Regions from separate parts of the Homo sapiens genome. Here region 1 is linked to region 2. A link is a loop called in an ENCODE intact Hi-C map of the cell type or tissue named here. Cell type or tissue: chondrocyte. All regions are shown on one strand. Links, peaks and the distances in the headings refer to the core of each region. The heading gives the core; the rest is flanking DNA. Region 1 overlaps NAV2 (neuron navigator 2). Region 2 has its middle 86 kb from the start of E2F8.

Region 1 (9,500 bases), core at 2,926-7,925, 410 kb after region 2:
GGATTTGGTAAAGCCTGGGCTTGAACTTGCATCTATCTGGTTTCTGTCATGAATCTTCCACAGTTCTATGGTGAATGTGTTGGGGACCTTGATTCTTGGTCCTCAGGTGCAAGTGCCTCGGAAGCCCAGTTCCCCTCGGCAGGGTCGGGGGTTCAGTGTGGGCAGAGTGCCCTGGAGTCCTGTGACTTGTGGGGCATTTCTGTGCCCTCTGTCAACAATCCAGCCTTCAGTAACGTTGTGCTGCTGCCGGCTGCTTTCACCACATCCAGACCCCCCACCCACACAGGCGAAGGTTTTGGCCAAGGGCACCCTGGAGGGGGAGGAAAAAGTGCCTTCCAGAGGGGCTTGTTGCAAAGCCCCTGAATGGACCCATTGAGGCTCCAGGGCAGGATGACAATGGGCCTGTTGGGGCCCTCGGTCTGCTGAGGTGACAGGGCTGGGGCCGGGCAGGCAGTGCAGTGCTGGCTCAGAGGCCAGACGCTGACTTCCAGGGCTGGGAGCCAGCGCTTCTGACGTGCTCCGAAATGCCAGCTTTGCTTAATGGGGAGCAGCTGGGGTGGGCTCCGCATAACTCCCTATGCCAGGAAGGCAGCGTGAACCCAGTTCCTCAGGCTACAGCCGCTCTTTTCCTCCTCCCGGCCTGGCACTGCTCCCCCTTCCTGAGCCAGGCCTTGCTCACCGGACACCAGGATCATAGTCAGCTCCTTCTAGTGTCCCCTTGGTCCTCAGGGGCATTCTTTTCAGCCTGATTGGATAAATAACACCCCTTCCCCAATAGTCTAGCCTGCCTACAGGTGCAGCTGCCAGCTAACATGCAGCATGCCCAGTGAAATTTGAATTTTAAATAAATGATGAAAAAATTTTAATTATATTTAAATATGTAATAAATGACAAAGCCTGAACCAAGATATGAGTTCATTTTGTGGGTCATGGGACACACTTAAACCAAAAAATTATTTGCTGTTTATCTGAAATTCAGATTTAACTGGGCATCCTCTATTTTTATGTGCTAGATCTGATGACCCTACCCAAGGCAGCCATGATGGATACCCATGTGGGGTTACTAGGACTTAGTTAGGTTTTCCTTTATGCCACCAAGGTGGGGGATAGGGAGAAGGAGGCCTCTCTGTGCCCACCCTCCACCTCCCATTTCCTGTACATAAAATGCTGGATGCCACACTTAGTAGGTCTTACTCACAGGCAAGCATTGCCCCCAGTGTTACCCACACCACCCTCCCTTCTAGGAGCTGCAGCTTTCTCCCTGGCTCCCACAGTGGGAAGGGAAGCTTTGGGATACAATTGCAGTTGGTGACTATTTACTGAGCACCTGCCTATCACACTGGGCTGAACCCTGGCAATTTAATGAGAATGAGACAGATGTAGGCTTTGCTCTCAAAAGAGCTTACAGGCTAGTAGGGGAGAGAGGCATTTGAACAAAAGAGCAACTATAATTCAGTGAACCATAAACACTGTGGGTAGGTGGCAGGGGTTGTTGGGGGGATAGTTATTGAGGGAGGTATCTCAGAAATTCCAGGAGAGCATCTCACTCGCACCTGTAGGACCAGGATAGAGGTCTTAGAGTCAGGAGATTTGAGATGAAATCCTGGGCCACGTCATTGAGTTGAGTAGCTATGTGGGCATGGGCCGATCATTTAACCTCTTGAGCCTTGATTTTCCTTATCTAGAAAGTGGGAACAATTTTCCTTGCTTTAGGGACCAATGTGAGTTTCCAAGTAAAATGATTAATGTGAACATGTATTGCTAACTGCAGGGTCCTAGATCAAACAAATGTGTGTGTTTGTGTGTATGTGTGAAGTCAGAGGTAGGAGTTGAAGGATAGGGAAAATACAGAGGGGTTAGGAATGCTTGGGCCCCATCCCTGCTCTGTGGCTTGTACAGTATTTTGCTGTTTGCAAAGGATAATGATTAAGAGTATGGGCTGGGAGGCTGAGGTGAGTAGATCACCTGAGGTCAGGAGTTTGAGACCAGCCTGGCCAACATGGCAAAACCCCATCTCTACTAAACAAAAATACAAAAATTAACCAGGCATGGTGGCGCGCACTTGTAGTCAGTCTCCCTGCTACTCGGGAGGCTGAGGCAGGAGAATCGCTTGAACCCAGGAGGCGGAGGTTGCAGTGAGACGAAATCATGCCACTGTACTCCAGCCTGGGTGACAGAGTGAGACTCCGTCTCAAGAAAAAAAAAAAAAGAGTATGGGCTGGAAATTCAAACAGGCCTGGGTTTCAGCGCCATCTCTACTGTGTGACCTCAAGTAAGTACCTAATCTCTTTGTGCCTTAGTTTTCTCCCCTGTAAAATGGAGCCTCACAGGCATGGTTAAAAGGATGAAAAGTAGACCATTCATATAAAGTGCTTAGCATGGAGTCTGTCACATAGCAAGTGCCCAGAAGTGGGCAGCTATTAAGAGGGTCTTAGTTGAGTAGCATAACAACCTTGTGAGGTAGAAATTATCAGGTGGAGAATGAAGTTCAGAGAGGTTAGGTAACCAGCCCAAGGAGGCATAGCCAGAGAGGCGCCTCTGGGAGAATATACCCCTGGCTTCTTAGGAGGCCTTTGGTCACCCAGCCTTCAAGGAACTCTGCTTCTAGCTTTTGGTTGGACAATTCCCTGGGGACTAGCTGGACTCTGGGATTCCTTGCCCAGTTATGGTCTGGTTCAGATACCTGGGTGTTTCCTGGAGATCTCAGCATGCCTGTGTGTGCCAGGCCTACCCTGCCCAGCCTCTGCAGGGTCAGGGAGAAAGAGCATCCTTTAGGAATCTGATGACTTACGTGCCTCACACCAACTATTCTTCCTTTGCTGGATTTGAAGTCTGAGATATGGGCCTCATTTTTATTATCTTATTCCTTTGTGTTAATCAATGCCTGCACAATTATGCAGTTGGCATGGATGCTAGTTTTATTGTCTTGAACACAAAAGCAGCTTTGAAAATGTGGTATTTCTAGGGAGCGGCTGGGGGTGAGCCTCTCACTGGAGAAGGCAAACTTTAGCCAATCATTTCCCCCTCCAATGGGAACAGAAGCAGGTGGATTAAACTGCTCCATTAGGCGATCTTTTGTTTCTAATAGAATAATCATCAACAACCCTTGATGGTTGAAGGTCAGGGAAGGGAGCTAGACCTGGCTGAGCATTTGCTGTGTGCTCAGCTCTGTGTTGGAGCTTCTTTCACATCAAGTTCAGTTGTCTCTATCACTCTGTGTTTATGTCTTAGACCCATTTTTCAAATGAGTAAGATGAGATAGAGAAGTTGACTGATTTGATCTAGGTCACATGGCTGGTAAATGATAGCTCCAGGTTTTGAGCTCAAGTCTGTTCAGTTCTGGAGTCCATACCTTACTATCACCCATGTGCCTAGGTCTATGTGCTTTACGGGAGACCGAAACAGTGGAAGGCATGTGCTTGCCTTCAGGTTCTGCTAAGAACCCAAGATGCTTCACTTACCGCACAACGGGTTTTAAGGCACCTGCACCGTTAGTTCCTGACTTGATAACATGGGACTGAGACTTCCAGGGGAAATGGGGTAGGAGCTGGTTTCTGATTTCACATTTACTTAAAGGAGAGAAAGGATTTAGATATATGGGGAGAGGAAAGAGGGTTTTTCAAGGACAGAAAGCTATCATGGGATTCCAAGTAGGGGAAGGCGGGCTGAAAATAGTGTATAAGAGATTCATATCAGGACATGGAAAAGGATGAAGACTGGAGGCCTACCTGGAGACTGTTGGTAATCCTGGTACTGCTACTGATGATGGTAATGGGAGGCTGATGGTGGTAGTTGTGATAGTGATAGTGATGGTGATGGTTAACGTGTATTGAATGCTTAATATTTGCCAGATACTAGTCTAAGAATTTTACAAGCATGAACTTGTTTAATGCTCACAACAATCTTATAGGAAAGGTACTGTAATTAGCCCCATTTTTAGTTGAGGAAATGGAGGCATAGAGAGGCATAAGGGTCTGAAATAGTGGTGGACTTTGAGGCTGGAGAATAACAAGCAGATGTAAGAGCCATTGAAGGAAGAACTAGGGCAGAATCTGGTGACCATGTCGAGAAAGGGATAAAGGAATAGGAGAGTCTACAATGAATTCAAGGTAACCTATTGATCTTTTATAGGAGCCAACTTCCTGGTGGTAGTTATTGGTGAAGTTATGACCTGACTAGGAAAGACAAGCTTTCAATTTACTAAATGCCTTTATTAAAATGGAAATGTGATATTTGAGAGGATGAATATGATGACCCATTGCCAGACATAGACATCTTAACATGAGTGAGGTCATCAGCTTCAGTGCAAGGGGAATTGCTTAAGTGAAGGGACACTGGATGGGTTAGTTTTGAGAAGGCCTGTGCCAGCCAATTCCTTCCTTCAGGGTGTGCTATCCTAAACATAACCACCCAGGGTCTCTTTTCCTACAACCGCTTCCCCTTCCTTCCTATTCACCCTCAATCTGATGTAAAGCAGTTCATGCTCAAGCATTCGTTGCCAACACTGGATTAAGATCTCCCTCCTTCCAGGTCATACATTGGCATTTTAACAGAGACTTTTAGAAACTTGGCTAATGAAGGTGGGGATGTGAGTGATCCTGGGGTTAGGAAGGGATGGGAAAAGTTCATGCATCCCTCCCCTAACTCCCAACAGACATACAATGGAAAGGGCTGGGGTCTCAACTTAGGCTTCACACCAGCAGTGCCTGGACTCCAAGTTTCTAGACCCAGATTCCCAAAAAAGTCATGAAACACATTCTCTTAGCCAAGTATGCCATGGAGGGCTGGGTCAAGCCTATGAGCCTCCACTCAGGCTGGCAGTGAAAAGCAGCCCTGGGCCCTCCAGCCCACCTAGGTAGCATGTAGTTATTACAAGCATGGACTCTCCAGACAGCCAAGCTAGAGTTGGAGCCAAGCCTCAGATTTGTTTGCTGTGTGACCTTAAACAAGTCATTTCATTTCTCGACTCTTAGTTTTCTCATTTGTAAATGAGGATAATAGTGTTGAGAGGAGTAAATCAGAGAAGGTCTGTAAGGTGCTGAGCCCAGGACATATCACATAGTAGGTACTCACTAAATATAAGCTGCAGTTGTCGTGCCAGGCCCACTGTGAACAACTCCAGAAGACATAAAGCTTCTCCATGGGCTTTGGGTGAAGCCTGGGACCAGGCAGCTAGGTGTTCCCAGTTGCAGGATGGCAGTGAGCTTAGCACGGGCCCCTGCTCACGCTCCCTGGCTCTCTCTGCCAGAAAAATGGGTGGTACTAGAGAGTCTGCATTTCCCTGCGAGCAGCTTTCTTCCCTTGGCATCCTAGGCAGGGCCTTTGTACAATTCCTTTTCAGCCCCCAAAGATCTATATCAGAGGTAATAGTAGTTCCAACTGATACTTACAGAGCACCTACTATGTTCCAGGCACTGGATTCATTAATCCTCCCAATCTTTCTGTGAAATCAGCACTATTATTCACCCTGTTTTACATGGGATGAAATGCAGGCACAGCAAGGCCTTGCTTAGAGCAAGTCACTTGCTAAGAATTATATAGCTAAATCAGAGCCACAACTTGAACTCCATTCTGAACCAAGGAGTTTGAAACCATTCCTCCTGCATGATGCATGAAATTTTAATAACCTGCCGACAGCCCAGGAGGTTTGCAGTTTCTCTGAGCCCAAGGGACCAGAGCCATCTGGTGGGTGCTTTTTCAAGGGAGCTGGTGTGACTGTTTCAGGGTAAAATGCAGAGAAATAGCATCACTTTTTTTTTCCCCGTGGTAAAAATAACATGCAAGGATGGGAAGAACAAATGGAGGTTGGGAGGCTGACATTGCGGGGAGGAAGGAGCTAGAATGCTGGGGGCTGTCTACCTGGTGCCATGTGCTGCCATCTGCCCAGTATGGGGGCAACATCAGCCTGACCTGCCAGCACCTGCCTGGCTACCAGTATCAGCTTTCAGGAATAAAAAGATCTTTTTCAAAAAGCCTTTGTTCCCCAGGGAAGCTCAAGGGGCAGAGTGAGGTCCGTGGAGGGTTGTGACAGTTCAAAACATGCTGTCCATTTATAGTATGCAGCAGTGACCCTATATCTCACCCTCTCTATAGCAACTAGCTCCAGACACAAACTGGGCATGGCTTTTGATCATGAAGCATGTTTTTACAAACAAAAAAATACTGAAAGTAGTATGTGAGGCTGAGATTATGTTAATTTATGCAGTTTCCACTGCTGCTAGGATTAAAAATAGCTTTCTTTCAAGAAAACTAGAACTACGCACTGTCAGTATGCCTTCTAGGCCCTCTTGTTGGGCTCCAGGACTGGTGGGCCAGACACAGGACATGGATTATGAGATCCTCCTTGGCAGTCCCAGGTTCTGGAGCTTTGCTGAAGTGGAAGATAAAGACACTTTATCTTCCAGTGGTAAGGACTCTTACAAAGTCTTTACTGCATGTTTCATAAAACTGGATATGCTGAGCTCTAATGAAAGCTGTTGTCAGCATTAAATACCCAGGGAAAGGCATGGAGGCCTTTAAAAAACTGCCACAATGCTCCTGCACTGAAGTGCTCACATTTTGCTCCATATGTGAGAGGGAGGGGAATTTGGCCAGTGTCATCCACCTCATAAAAGGCAAACCCAGGATTTAAACTCAGGTCTGGTGCCTCCAAAGCCCAGGAACTCATGACATCTCTTCCCCCAACTCTGCTGTTCTACATGTTGATTATGGCTACCTGTGGTGCTCATTTTAATCAGATTTCATCAATATAAACATTAGTGGTGGGGTCTTCCTTTAGAGTTAGTATAGCCACAACCACCTCCCCTAGGTTATGCAGGACACCTGGCAAACCTTTTCTGAGGGGCCCCTACCAGGGGAAAAAAAAACTTATTGCCAAACATTAATATGCCAGCCCCATTTTGGCGGGCCGGTCTCACACAATCTCATGAAAGAACTGTAGTGCCAGCCAGGAGGGGCAGTCCTCTTGCTCTCCTAGAATTGGCTGCTAGCCGTAGAGCCCAAGGCAACACCACTGGGGTAATTCCTGAAGATCCTTGGGACATCTGGTTGACACCATAAGTGGACAGAAGTTTAGAGACTGCTCTGAAGGGACAGCTGAGGACAGGGACTCCTGTGGTTCTGGGTCAGAGCAAGGAACAGCCTGGTCAATCCCAGCCACTGGAAAGAGACTTAGAGAATTTCAAAGAGAGCATGGAAACCAGAAAATATGAGTGAAAGGGAAGGGAGTGAATCTACATATTATACACCGTCTATATACCAGTTACAGTGCTATGCATCGTGGGGAGTTACAGGGTGCACAAGAAGGACAGAACCCATACTTTCACGGATCTTACAGCCTGGTTGGGAGAATAGGCATTATAATTACATCATGGCAGGGAGAAGGGATGGGGAAGAGGAGATGGGGAAAGGGCCCAGCTGTCAAATAGATAATTCCAAGGCAGAGTAATATGGTAGAAGGTGGTATAACCTGGCAATTGCAATCACAGACTTGGGATCAAAGAGACTGGATCCAAGAACCATCCTTGCTCCTTTCCAGTTCCATGTCCCTATGCAAGGCATTTATTTATACTCTGAGCTCAGTTTCCTCATCTGAAAAATGGAGATAAGAGTTCTTACCCGACAGGGTGCTTGAGAGGGTTAAGTGAAATAGTGCATGGAAGGCACTTAGCAGGAGGTCTGACATGCATATCGTGCCCAGTGAATGGTGGCTATTACTAGTTATTATCTGATTTCTGAGACCTGAGCAGATCCAACGCAGCTGATCCGAGTAGGGGAGCTGAGATAAGTAGGTGCTCTGACAGCCCAAGCCATGGCTGATGGTGAAACCACTGACAATCTGACAGCAAAGGAAGAGGGGACCAAAAAATCTACTGTCTCAGCAGCTCTTAGAGCAATTAGTGGTGGTTATGATGTGAATTTCTGTTTGATGTCCTCGTCTTTTTGAGAAGATGTGAGTGTATAATGTACAACTTCATGAATGAAAAGGTAAAATAAAATTTTGAGTGCTTTGAACAGGAAGATTATCTGGAAAATTCACTGACTGGGGAGGCCTCCTTCCCTGACATGGCATGCAGAAAGAGCTGTCTTGGGCTTATGGAGAGGTTGACACCTCCAGAACCATCTGCTCTGCAGAGAGTTCCCTCAGGGGGCCAGTGACATGCCCCAGAGTCGGGTCCCTTTCCTCCCTCAGTGCCAGCTATGCTTTCCCTGCCACATGGCAACAGCCCAGGCAGGGCAGGGGCCTCTAGACACATGTCTGCTGAAGACCCAGCAGGAGCCTGTCAGCCTTGCCCAGGCCGGATTTCCAGTTCTGTAGATGTAGATCATAAATGTGGGTGACAGATGTGGGAGAGACACATCCAGGAGATGAAAAGATATCTCCATCTGCTTGGTTCTGGAGAAAATACGGAGACCATAAGTGGATGGTGGCTTTTCCTAATGGGGAACTGTGGCTGAGTTTTCCTGGGGCGAAGCAGTATTTACAACCAACCCAGACCCCGCCCCCAGTATCCTGACACCAGGTTTGGCTGATCAAGTTGGTAGAGGGGGCTTGTTTGCTAGGGGATACTGGGGAGAATGGTTCCTGGCCATTGTGAGGAGAGCTCAGTCTCTGTCCTGTAAAGGAAACCACACAGGTTTTAGTGTTTGGGCTTTGTGAAGGCTCTTTAAAGGTGTTTTAATGACAGCAGAGATGAAAGGTAAGGCTTCTGCTGCTCTGATGTGTGACTGTCTGTCCAAGCTGCCCACAGCAGTGCAGAGTTGTGTGCTGGAGCTCAGAACCTCCCTTGGAGCTCAGTAAATTAGCTTCTGTCCCCTGGTTCACGTATTGGTACCTGCTGGGAGAAGAGGCAGAAGCTGGAGAAAACACACAACTAATATTAGATGGAAAAATGGAATTAGAAACATATACAAATCACTAGCCTGGGCAACATGGTGAAACGCCATCACTACAAAAAATACAAAAATTAGCTGGGCATAGTGGCACACGCCTGTGGTCTCAGCTACTCAGCAGGCTAAGGTGGGAGGATCACTTGAGCCCAGGGAGTTTGAGGCTGCAGTGAACCACGATTGTGCCACTGGGCTTCAGTCTGGGTGACAGAGTGAGACCCTCTGTCAAAAAAAGAAAAGAAGATACATAGACAACTCTTACACACTTCCCTTGTAATCCTCCCAACTTGGTCAGTAAAATTTAAAATCATTTATTGAACATTCATATATACTAGATTCTGTGTTACTCTCTTCATATTCTCAGTTAATCATCGTAGCAACCTAGAGCATTCTCATTTTATTTGCATTTTAATGATGAGAAATGAGTAAAGAGAGGGCTAGATGCCCAAGGTCACACAGGAAATGACAGAGCAGAGATGTAAACTCAGGTCTGTCCCCCTTAATTGTTACTTCAGAGGTCACGCTGGGGACCCTGAATCCCCCTGTTTTCAGGGTCAGTAGCGAATTTTTAAGCTGAGGGGTGTAGCTGATGGCCCTCAGACTGAATCAGG
Region 2 (9,500 bases), core at 1,575-6,574:
AACACCTCTTTAGCGTCTTCAATATTAAATTCACCAAACCTCAAATCTCCCACATGTTCTGGTTTTCTTTTCTAGTTCCAGAGCATCGGCAGAGCCTCTAAAATGAGGAGTAGATTGGCTTGGCTGAGGGATTCACCAACAGCCTCAGATACACCTATACATTCTGTTACTTTATCCCAGGTATCCTTTTAATAAACCACCTAATTCATGAGGATCTATGATTTTCAATATCATGTTTTCCAACATTCAAGAGCACTGGCCCCAAATAGATACACATGATTATGAATGTAGTTGCAAAAGAATTCTATATAAAATATTAGCAAATCAAATCCAGAAAAGTATTAAAAGTACAACATATGATGACAGAGTAAAGTTTTGTTCCAGGAAAGCAGATATTGCTTAACATTAGGAAGTCTGTTAATGAATTCATTTTACTAATAGGTTAAAGGAGAAAAACCATATGACTTTCTCTCTGAGTGCTGAAACAGATTTTACTAAATTCATCATCTTTTCCTAATTAAAGGTTTTAGTAAATTTTGAAGAGAAGGAGGGTTTTAAAATATAAAGAGCATAAGAAGGGAGCAAACATCACATTTAATGGTACAATAACAGAGGCCTCACTAGTAAAGATAAGAAAAGTATAAGGACACATACTGTCCCTGGGATTAATCAAGATGGTGTTGGAGTCTTAGCCAAAGCAGTAAGATAAGATAAAGAAATGAGAGATACAAATATTGGAGGGAAAGAGCCAAAGTTATAATTATTTGAGGATGATAAAATTGTTTGGTTGAACTATCTAAGAAGATTGACTTTTAAGAATTTGTACTTAAGGTGCTGAATACAGAATAGTAACCTTCCTATATATTAACATTACCTAGTTAGGCAACTAGGAGAAAAGGTGCTTATAACAAAAATATCTATAAAATATATAAGAATAATTGTAGCTGGAAAATAGAAGAACTAGAAGGAAACTTTGGAGAGTATCTTTTATAATCTTGGTATAGAGAAAACCCTTCTTAGCATATAACAGAGTCTATAATATGTTAAAAAATACTGACAGATTTGACTAGATAAGAATTGTGAATGTCTGTAAAACAAAGACACCGTAAAGAAAGTTCAAAGTTGAGTGACAAACCCAGAGAAAATATTTGCTACTTGTGTAACATAGAAAAGATTTCTATCCAGAATATAAAAGACTTCTACCAATCAATCAAACAAGTTCTAACAACCTGACAGAAAATGGTCAAAAAGTATTGGATTAGCTAAGGATATGTTTGCTAATGTAACAGACAAGCTGCCAAATCTCATTTGAAATACAAAAATAGTTGTTCATTATCACCTGGCAGCTCTTCTCCAACCAGTGATTCAGGAACCCAGGCATTGCATCTTACACACTTAGCTTCCAAGGTCAAAGTGTTCAAACTGAAAATATGGCATGGACCTTGCTCTAAATGGTGCTTGTATTTCAGTAGGGGGAGACAGATTCAAGAAAAAACAGGTAAATTTAAAGAGCAAGAAAATTTCAGAGAATGGTGAGTGCTAAAGGTAAGGAACTTTAAGGTGATCAGCAAAAGTCTTTCTGAGGAGGTGACATCTGAGCTGTGACATTAAGAGCCAGCCATGTGAGAATCTTATGAAATAGCCTTTTAGGCAGTGGAATAGCAATAAAAAAGGCTTTGTGATGGGAATGAACTTGACTTATTTGAGGTGCCCAGAAAATGTTGGTTTGGAGGAGTGAGGAGAGTGGTAGTATCAGATATGGGGGACTTCCATGTTATGTAGGACCTTATAGACAAAGCAAAGGAATTTGATTTTTATTCTGTGTGCAGTGAGAAACCAACATGTCACAGTTTCAGTGGTATCTGCATATTGATGCCAAATCAACACCCCTTCATGTTAAAAACTCTCAATAAACTAGGTATTAAAGGAACATACCTCAAAATAATAAGAGCCATCTATGACAAACCCACAGCCAACATCATACTAAATAAGCAAAAGCTGGAATCATTCCCCTTGAAAACCAGCGCTAGACAAGAATGCCCTCTCTCACCATTCCTGTTCAATATAGTATTCGAAGTCCTGGCCAGAGCAATCAGGCAAGAGAAAGAAATAAAGGGCATCCAAATAGGAAGAGAGGAAGTCAAAGTATCCCTGTTTGCAAATGACATGGCTCTATAAATAGAAAACCCCATACTTTCAGCCCAAAAGCTCCTTAAGCTGATAACTTCAGTGACATCTCCAGAATACAAAATAAATGTACAAAAATCAGTAGCATTCCTATACACCAACAGCTATCAAGCCGATAGCCAAATCAGGAACAAAATCTCATTCACAATTGCCACAAAAGAATAAAATACCTGGGAATACAGCTAACCAAGGAGGCGAAAGATCTCTTCCATAACTACAAAACACTGCTAAAAGAAGTCAGAGATGTCAAACAAATGGATAAACATTGCAATGCTCATGGATACGAAGAACCAATATTGTTAAAATGGCCAGACTGCCGAAAGCAACTTACAAATTCAATACTAATCCTGTAAAACTATCAATGACATTCTTCACAGAACTAGAAAAAACTCTTTTAAACTTCATATGGAACCAAAAAAGAGCCCCAATAACCAAGGCAATCCTAAGCAAAAAGAACAAAGCTAGAGACAACATATTACCTGACTTCAAATTATACTGCAGGGCTACAGTAACCAAAACAGCATGGTACTGGTACAAAAACAGACACACAGACAATTGGAAGAGAATAGGGAGCCCAGAAATAAGGCTGCCCACACTCAACCATTTATCTTTGACAAAGATGACAAAAACAAGTAATGGAGAAAGGACTCCTTATTCAATAAATGGTTCTGAGATAACTGACTAGCCATGTGCAGGAGATTGAATCTGGACCATTTTCTTACACCATATGCAAAATTCAAATTAAGATGGATTAAAGACTTAAATGTAAAACCCAAAACTACAAGAACCCTGGAAGACAACCTAGGCAATACCATTCTGGACATGAGAACAGGCAAAGGTTTCATGACAGATGCCAGAAGCAAATGCAACAAAGCAGAAATTGACAAATGGGATCTAATTAAACTAAAGAGTTTCTGCACAGCAAAAGAAACTAACAACAGAGTAAACAGACAACCTACAGAATAGGAGAAAATATTTTCAAACTATGCATCTGGTTTAATATCCAGCATCTATAAGGAACTTAAACAAATCTATAAGAAATAAAAAACAAATAAACCTGTTAAAAAGTGAGCAAAAGGCATGAACAGACACCTTTCAAAAGAAGACATACATGCGGCCAACAAGCATATGAAAAAAAGCTCAGCACCACTGATCATTAAAGAAATGCAAATCAAAACCACAATGAGATACCATCTCACGCCAGTCAGAATGGCTATTATACGATAGTCAAAAAATAACAGGTGCTGGGGAGGTTGTGGAGGAAAAGGAACATTTATACACTGTGGGTGCAAGTGTAAATTAGTTCAACAATTGTGGAAAACAGAATGGCAATTCCTCAAAGACCTAAAAACAGAACACCATTAAGCCTATCAATCCTATTACTGGGAATATAAATAATTCTATCATAAAGACACATGCACGCGTCGCAGCACTATTCACAATAGCAAAGACATGGAATCAACTTAAATGCCCATCAGTGGTAGACTGGATAAAGAAAATGTGCTACATATATACCATGGAATACTATACAGCCATAAAAATGAATGAGAACATGTCCTTTGCAGGTACATGGATGGAGCTGGAGGCCATTTTCCTTAGCAAACTAATGCAAAAACCGAAAACCAAATACCACATGTTCTCACTTATAAGTGGGAGCTAAATAATGAGAACACATGGACACATAGAGGGGAACAACAGACACTGAGGCCTACCTGAGGGTGGAGGGTGGAAGGAAGGACAGGATCAAGAAAAATAACTAATGGATATCAGGCTTAATACCTGGGTGATGAAATAATCTGTATAGCAGAACCCCATGACACAAGTTTACCTACATAACAAACCTGCACATGTACCCCCGAACTTAAAATAAAAAGAAAAAAGAAAAAAACAAGAAGCAATGAAGACAGCTTTTGAAAATGCTTTCTGGAAGGCATTTTTGAACAAATTTGTGCTAGTTCTCCACCTCCTCTTCAGGCTGAGCTTTGCTGACTGAAGTCATTTGACAAGATTTCAGCAGAGTGGAGTGTGTAAATGTTATGCAGAATGAATTACAGGTCTGGAGACATTCATTTCATTACCCTAGATTCTATTAGCAAAGTTCACTTTATGGAACAGTCCAAAATGATTTATCTAATGCCTGCTTCTTCAGGAATGTTTCAAATCCTGAGCTATAAGTGGTTGTTGAAATTATTAAGAGATGTCCATTTTAGCCACTAGGAGGTATAGTTGTGATTTTGGAATGTGCCTTCAATTTCTTTTTAAAATGCAAACCAGACCATCCAATAGAACACCTAACACAGTACCCAGCCCACAGCCCAGGCTCAGTGCTGATGAAGGAATGCAAATGTCAGTTGTCAGAGAGTCCTCTCTCCCCAGGCCTGCTTTGGATATGCTCCAGGAGAATGGGGCTGTGTCCCCGATACCTACAACAGCTCTTGGCACATGGTAGGCACACAATCAATATCTCTGAATGACTGAGTGGATGAATGATGAGATTTTCCTGCACTTCAGCCACATTTTCACACACAGTGGAGCCATCCATCCATGTGGAACCCTTGGTTTGCCAACACTGCTTTGGAAAAGTGGGCCAAGGATAAGGACTGTTGTCATGGCAGTCTGACACCGCCCATACCTTCAGCCTCTATCCACATCCTCTTCCACCCTCAACCCAGTGCTGTGGCCACTGGCAACTTCCCCCAGGCCTCCTTCTCAAGGCTTTTACAAGTGCTATTCCTCTTTGGGGAGAGGCCTCATCTGTACCCACCCTTGCCTTGACTCACTGATTGGCAAGTTAACTCTTGCTTATCCTTCAGGTTCCAGCTCAGATGTGGCCTCTTCCAGGGTATTTCTCTGACTGCACCCTCTCCCCTCACTGACTACATAAGGTTTCCCTGTCATGTGCTCTTATGTACTGTTTTTCAAAGTGATTATCAATGTTTATAATTTTGTTGTGTAATTATTTTAAGGCAGCATTGTGTAGTGATTAAGAGCAGGAACAAATGCCTGCAGGGTTGAAACTTCAGCTCTGTCATGTGCAAACTGCGTGAACTTGGGCAAGGTATTTCACCTTTCTTTATTCACTTCCTCATTGGTAGACAGGAGACGACACCACTACTCACTTTTAGGGTTACTTGTGACAATTAAATAAGCTAATAAATGTAAATGCCACTTTGAGTTGGCCTTTTTTATTTGACGAGTATGTGTCTCCTGTGCTAGCCCCATGAGGATAGAGTGGGCATTTTACTTGTCATTGTATTCTCATATTTAGTGGTGTCTGGTCTCTGGTAGGCACTCAATAAATTTTTGTGAAATAAATGAAGGAAAAATCACAAACTTTTTTTCAACAAGCCAGGTACAAGACAAGAGGAGGAAGCCTGCTGCAAAGGATGCAAAAGGCCCATGCCTCCAACCTCAGTCTGGCTGTCATTGCTAACGTCACTAAGCCATGGTTGCCAGGCAATTGCTGGGGGAAAAAAGCACTTTCAAAGCCAACTAAGCACCTACTGTGTGACACTGTGTGACAAACTCTCAACAGCATCCAGTCCTGGCCCTGTAGGTCCTCCCGGAATAAAAATTTTCTCAAACCTATATATGTGGCTCTAATGAGATGTGTTAAAATAGAGCAGTGCTTTTCAACTTTTGTATGAAAGCTGCAGGATTTGTTAAAACATAGACTGCTGGCCCCACCCTCAGTAATTCTAATATTGAAGTAACTCTGGGTTGGGATTCAAGAATTTGCATTTCTGACAAGTTCTACTTGCAGCAAATCCTGTTGGTCCAGAGACTACATTTTGAGAACCACTGAAATAGGGGCATGTTCTTGACATGAATGGGGAAGCAGTGTGATTAAATTTGACTCTAGGAGAGTGGTCATAGAGGTGGTGACATTTGAACTGGGCCTAGAAGGATGAGAAGGATTTTTCAGAATAAGGACACAGGTTCCCTGCAGGGCATGAACAAGACGGGGAGAGATGAGCGCCTGTTTGGGAAATGATCTTATGTGGGAAGAGGCAGAGGCTGCCGAGCCTGCAGCATTGTGGGGTCATTCATCCCTTATTCTTGGCCAGCGTGGAGGGAGGTAGCCTGGGGAGAAGATGAACCCAGGAGGGGAAAGGTTAGGCAGGAAGAGCTTAGACTCTTCAGCTTTGTAGTTAGACAGACCTAGACTTGAATCTCGACTTCATCACTTACCACCTGCAGGACTCTCAACAAGTAATTTACTTTTCTCAGCCTCAATTTTCTCACCTGTGAAATGGGACTAGAATAGTCACTGTTTCATAAAATAATCGTGGACTAAATTAGCTAATAGATGTGAATTACTCAGCTTTAGGTTCGGCCCGTAGAGGATACTCTGTAATGGAAGCTATCATCAGTATTAGTCATTAGTATTGGTCAGTCTAATGCAGAAATGACCACACTGAAGATATTTATACATCTGCCTTCCCTACCAGGCTGCGTTCCCTGAGCATGGTCTGTGACACCTCTTCTGGGTACCCCCACTCCCCGCAGAGCCAGAGCCTGGTGAAGCTCAGATGCTCAAGAGATGTGACTCAGGCAGGGATCTCTGCTCCCATGCAGGGCTCTGGTGGTCTGGGAGCAGTGTCAGGGAGCCAGCAGACACTAGGAAGAGAAGCAGGATGAGGAAGCCAGAGAAACTGGAGGAGACTTCTGCCTGTGCCCCAGCATGACCTCAAACAGGTGGCCCAGCCCCAGGAAACTGTAAACCCAAGCCCAACTTCAGGCTGCATGGACTCCTCCCAAGGGAGGAGGGCTTGCCACGGTGCAGCAAATACAGCAGTGAGCAAGACAAATAGTGTCCTGCATTCACGGAGGTCAGGAAAGCTGAAGCAGATGAGAAATCAGGTAGCTTTTCAAGGAGCTCATGGGTAATTATACTAGGACATGTGGGGTGGGAGCACCTGCCCTTGAGAACACTCCTCCTGGCGGAAGGGCTCAGTTCACTTTTGGTGATTTTGGGATAAAGAACAGGGCACATAAGATCCTGCTCTTTCTTTCTTCCATTCTGCAGGGAGTGAGCCTGTCCATGGCAAGCTCCAGCCAGCTCTGCTCCTCCTGCCCTACCTCTTAGGTGACCCCGCTTCCTAGTCTGCATGTCAGCACCCAGAAGCCCTTTTGCCCACAGATATCAGCCACATGTTCTAATATCAACTGTACTGGAAATAAAGGTGAGATTTTGTTCTCCCATCTGCCTTGCTTTTTTTTTTTCTTATTCTTTATTGCATCAGAACTAACACGGAGTAGAAGGGTGCTATTTTGTAGCCCCTCAAACTCTCCAACGAAGGGAGTTAGAAAGGGTTAGGAAGTGCTATTTTAGATAAGGGAGGTGAGAAAGACCTCTATGATGAAGTGACATTTTGGTGGGGAGATCTGAAGGAAGTGAGGGAGAAAGCCTTGTGGGAGAAGAGCACTCTGGGGAGAGGGAGCAGCCTGTGCAAAGGCCTTGAGGCAGGCATTTGTTTAGTGTGTGTGTGGAACAGCAAGGATGGCAATGTGGCTGGAGAATAGTGAAAGCAGAGGGGACGGTTCTCAGGGATTCTTGACTTTCTGTCCCAGGCAGGTATTTGTCTAGATTGGATAATGGGCATAGCACAGCTCATAGAAGGAATAAATGCTTCATTCTGGAAGCCCACAAACTATTGTTTTGAGCAATCTGCAAGTTTCCCCACCCCTGCTTGGTGCCAGGACTCCCCTTTGAGAGCCAAGAGCTGGAGAGATGTGCCAGAAACACAGATTGGAAGATGCATGACATCCCTTGGGAGAGACTGGCTGGAAGGCAAGATCCACAAGACAGAAAGCAGAGATGACCCTCAAGTTGAAAAGCTTGAACCTAGCTGGGTGATTGATTACCAGGAGACCACCCTGATTTTGTTCTCTAATTACGGTGTTTATTTGATGCATCATATTGGGCCTGAAACCCTTAATACCAGCCGGTGCTGTTCAGTGTTACAATGTCCTAATTAAGCTTTGATTTATATGCTAATTTTATTCCAAGTGTGTTCAAAAGGGGAAAAGTTATTAGACTTTATTTTGAGATTACATTTTAATCCTGAGGTCTGCCAGAGAGCACTGTGTTTATTCTGTTGGCTTTTGTTTCCAGGATGTTAGTGGCAATTGTGATTATTTCCTCGGAGGGGAAGGATGATGAAGTGGTAAGGAGCTGTTTAGAGTTGGTGGGGCTTCTGCTAATTGGAATTATGTAACCTCTTGCCTTTGCCTTGACAGCTTTGCAATGAGGCTTGCCTTGACTGCCCAGCTGCTTAGGAGGGACAACAGGGATGTGCCTTAGGGATGTCGCAGGGAATATTTGGAAGGAAGGCCATTACATGAGGGAGTGATTGGATTCTGGAATGTGAGGGGAAATTGGGCTTTTACCACATGAGTCCCTGAAATTTGTAAGAGTCACGCAAAAACCAGCAAGGGGAGCAGCTGGTCTTTGCTACAGAAAGGATGTGTTTTGTTTGTTTGTTTTTATACTGTTATTTATCCTAAGTGGATGTCACTTGAAATTTCCTGTTCAAGGATTAAAAAGTCTTATGAATCAAATTATCTTTGGATCTTAGAAGGTTCACGTGGCTTCATAAATACTCTGAAATAGTATGAAAAATAGGGTATGCATCCGCATGTGTGCATCGTGCTTGAGTGTGTTGTCTGGGGATGAGTCCAAAGTTTCCATCAGATTTCCAAGAGTACTGGCCCTTCAAAACATTAAGAATCACAGGACTGGGGAACATCCAGCTTGAATCTGTGATTTAATTTCCTGAGACTGGATGTGTGGTCTGAAAACACAAATTAACAACCAGCAGTTCCTTTCCCTCTGCCCATCCAAATCGTAGCTCCCTGGGTCCACAATGGTGCCCAAGTTCAGAAGGCCATGGGGGCAGGTTGAATTGTGAGGGATGCTTACCTGATCTCAGAGGCATGGGCAAGGACCCATTATCTTTCCTCTGAGTGACCTGAGTCCTATTTGTCCCAACTTCTGAGGGAAGAGCAGAGTTGCTTATAAAATAGATGAGAACTTCTATGTAAACACTCAGGGACACACATTATTCAAAATCCTTTGTAACCTGGAGCATACGTACTTCCCATGTCAGCCTCAGTAAAGGGTTCTCCACTGGGCCTCCAGGTTTTCTGATTGGGTTTTACTTATTTATTTATTTTCCCTTCTCCCTTCTCTCTGCCAACTAGCAGTGAACAGAAGAAAGGTTTAACAGGAGCATATTCGTTTCACTTTCTCCTTTTGTGACTACTACACGGTCTGTGGCTCAATATATATTGCATTTGACATCTTTAGT

Evidence for each region. A loop is a pair of places that touch in the nucleus more often than their neighbours do. Peaks named below come from ENCODE experiments on the same cell type or tissue, not always from the same donor. Only the 100,000 strongest peaks of a DNase experiment are listed, where the experiment ranks them.
Region 1: a loop joins it to region 2, with 2.6 times the contacts of the local background. A loop is called at or near these places in 19 of 110 quality-filtered maps.

What each region holds. Positions count from the first base shown.
Region 1 is chr11:19,730,066-19,739,565 of GRCh38, forward strand. The region is part of intron 1 of NAV2 (neuron navigator 2); the gene reads left to right. Among named protein-coding and RNA genes, the nearest start is that of LEISA1, 20 kb to the left of the region's middle. In chondrocyte, for the core only: CTCF peaks have their summits at 5,685 (motif pointing left) and 5,888; no DNase peak of the experiment used is centred there.
Region 2 is chr11:19,322,240-19,331,739 of GRCh38, forward strand. No RefSeq gene overlaps it. Among named protein-coding and RNA genes, the nearest start is that of E2F8, 86 kb to the left of the region's middle. RefSeq lists an enhancer at 4,793-4,942. In chondrocyte, for the core only: a CTCF peak has its summit at 4,388; no DNase peak of the experiment used is centred there.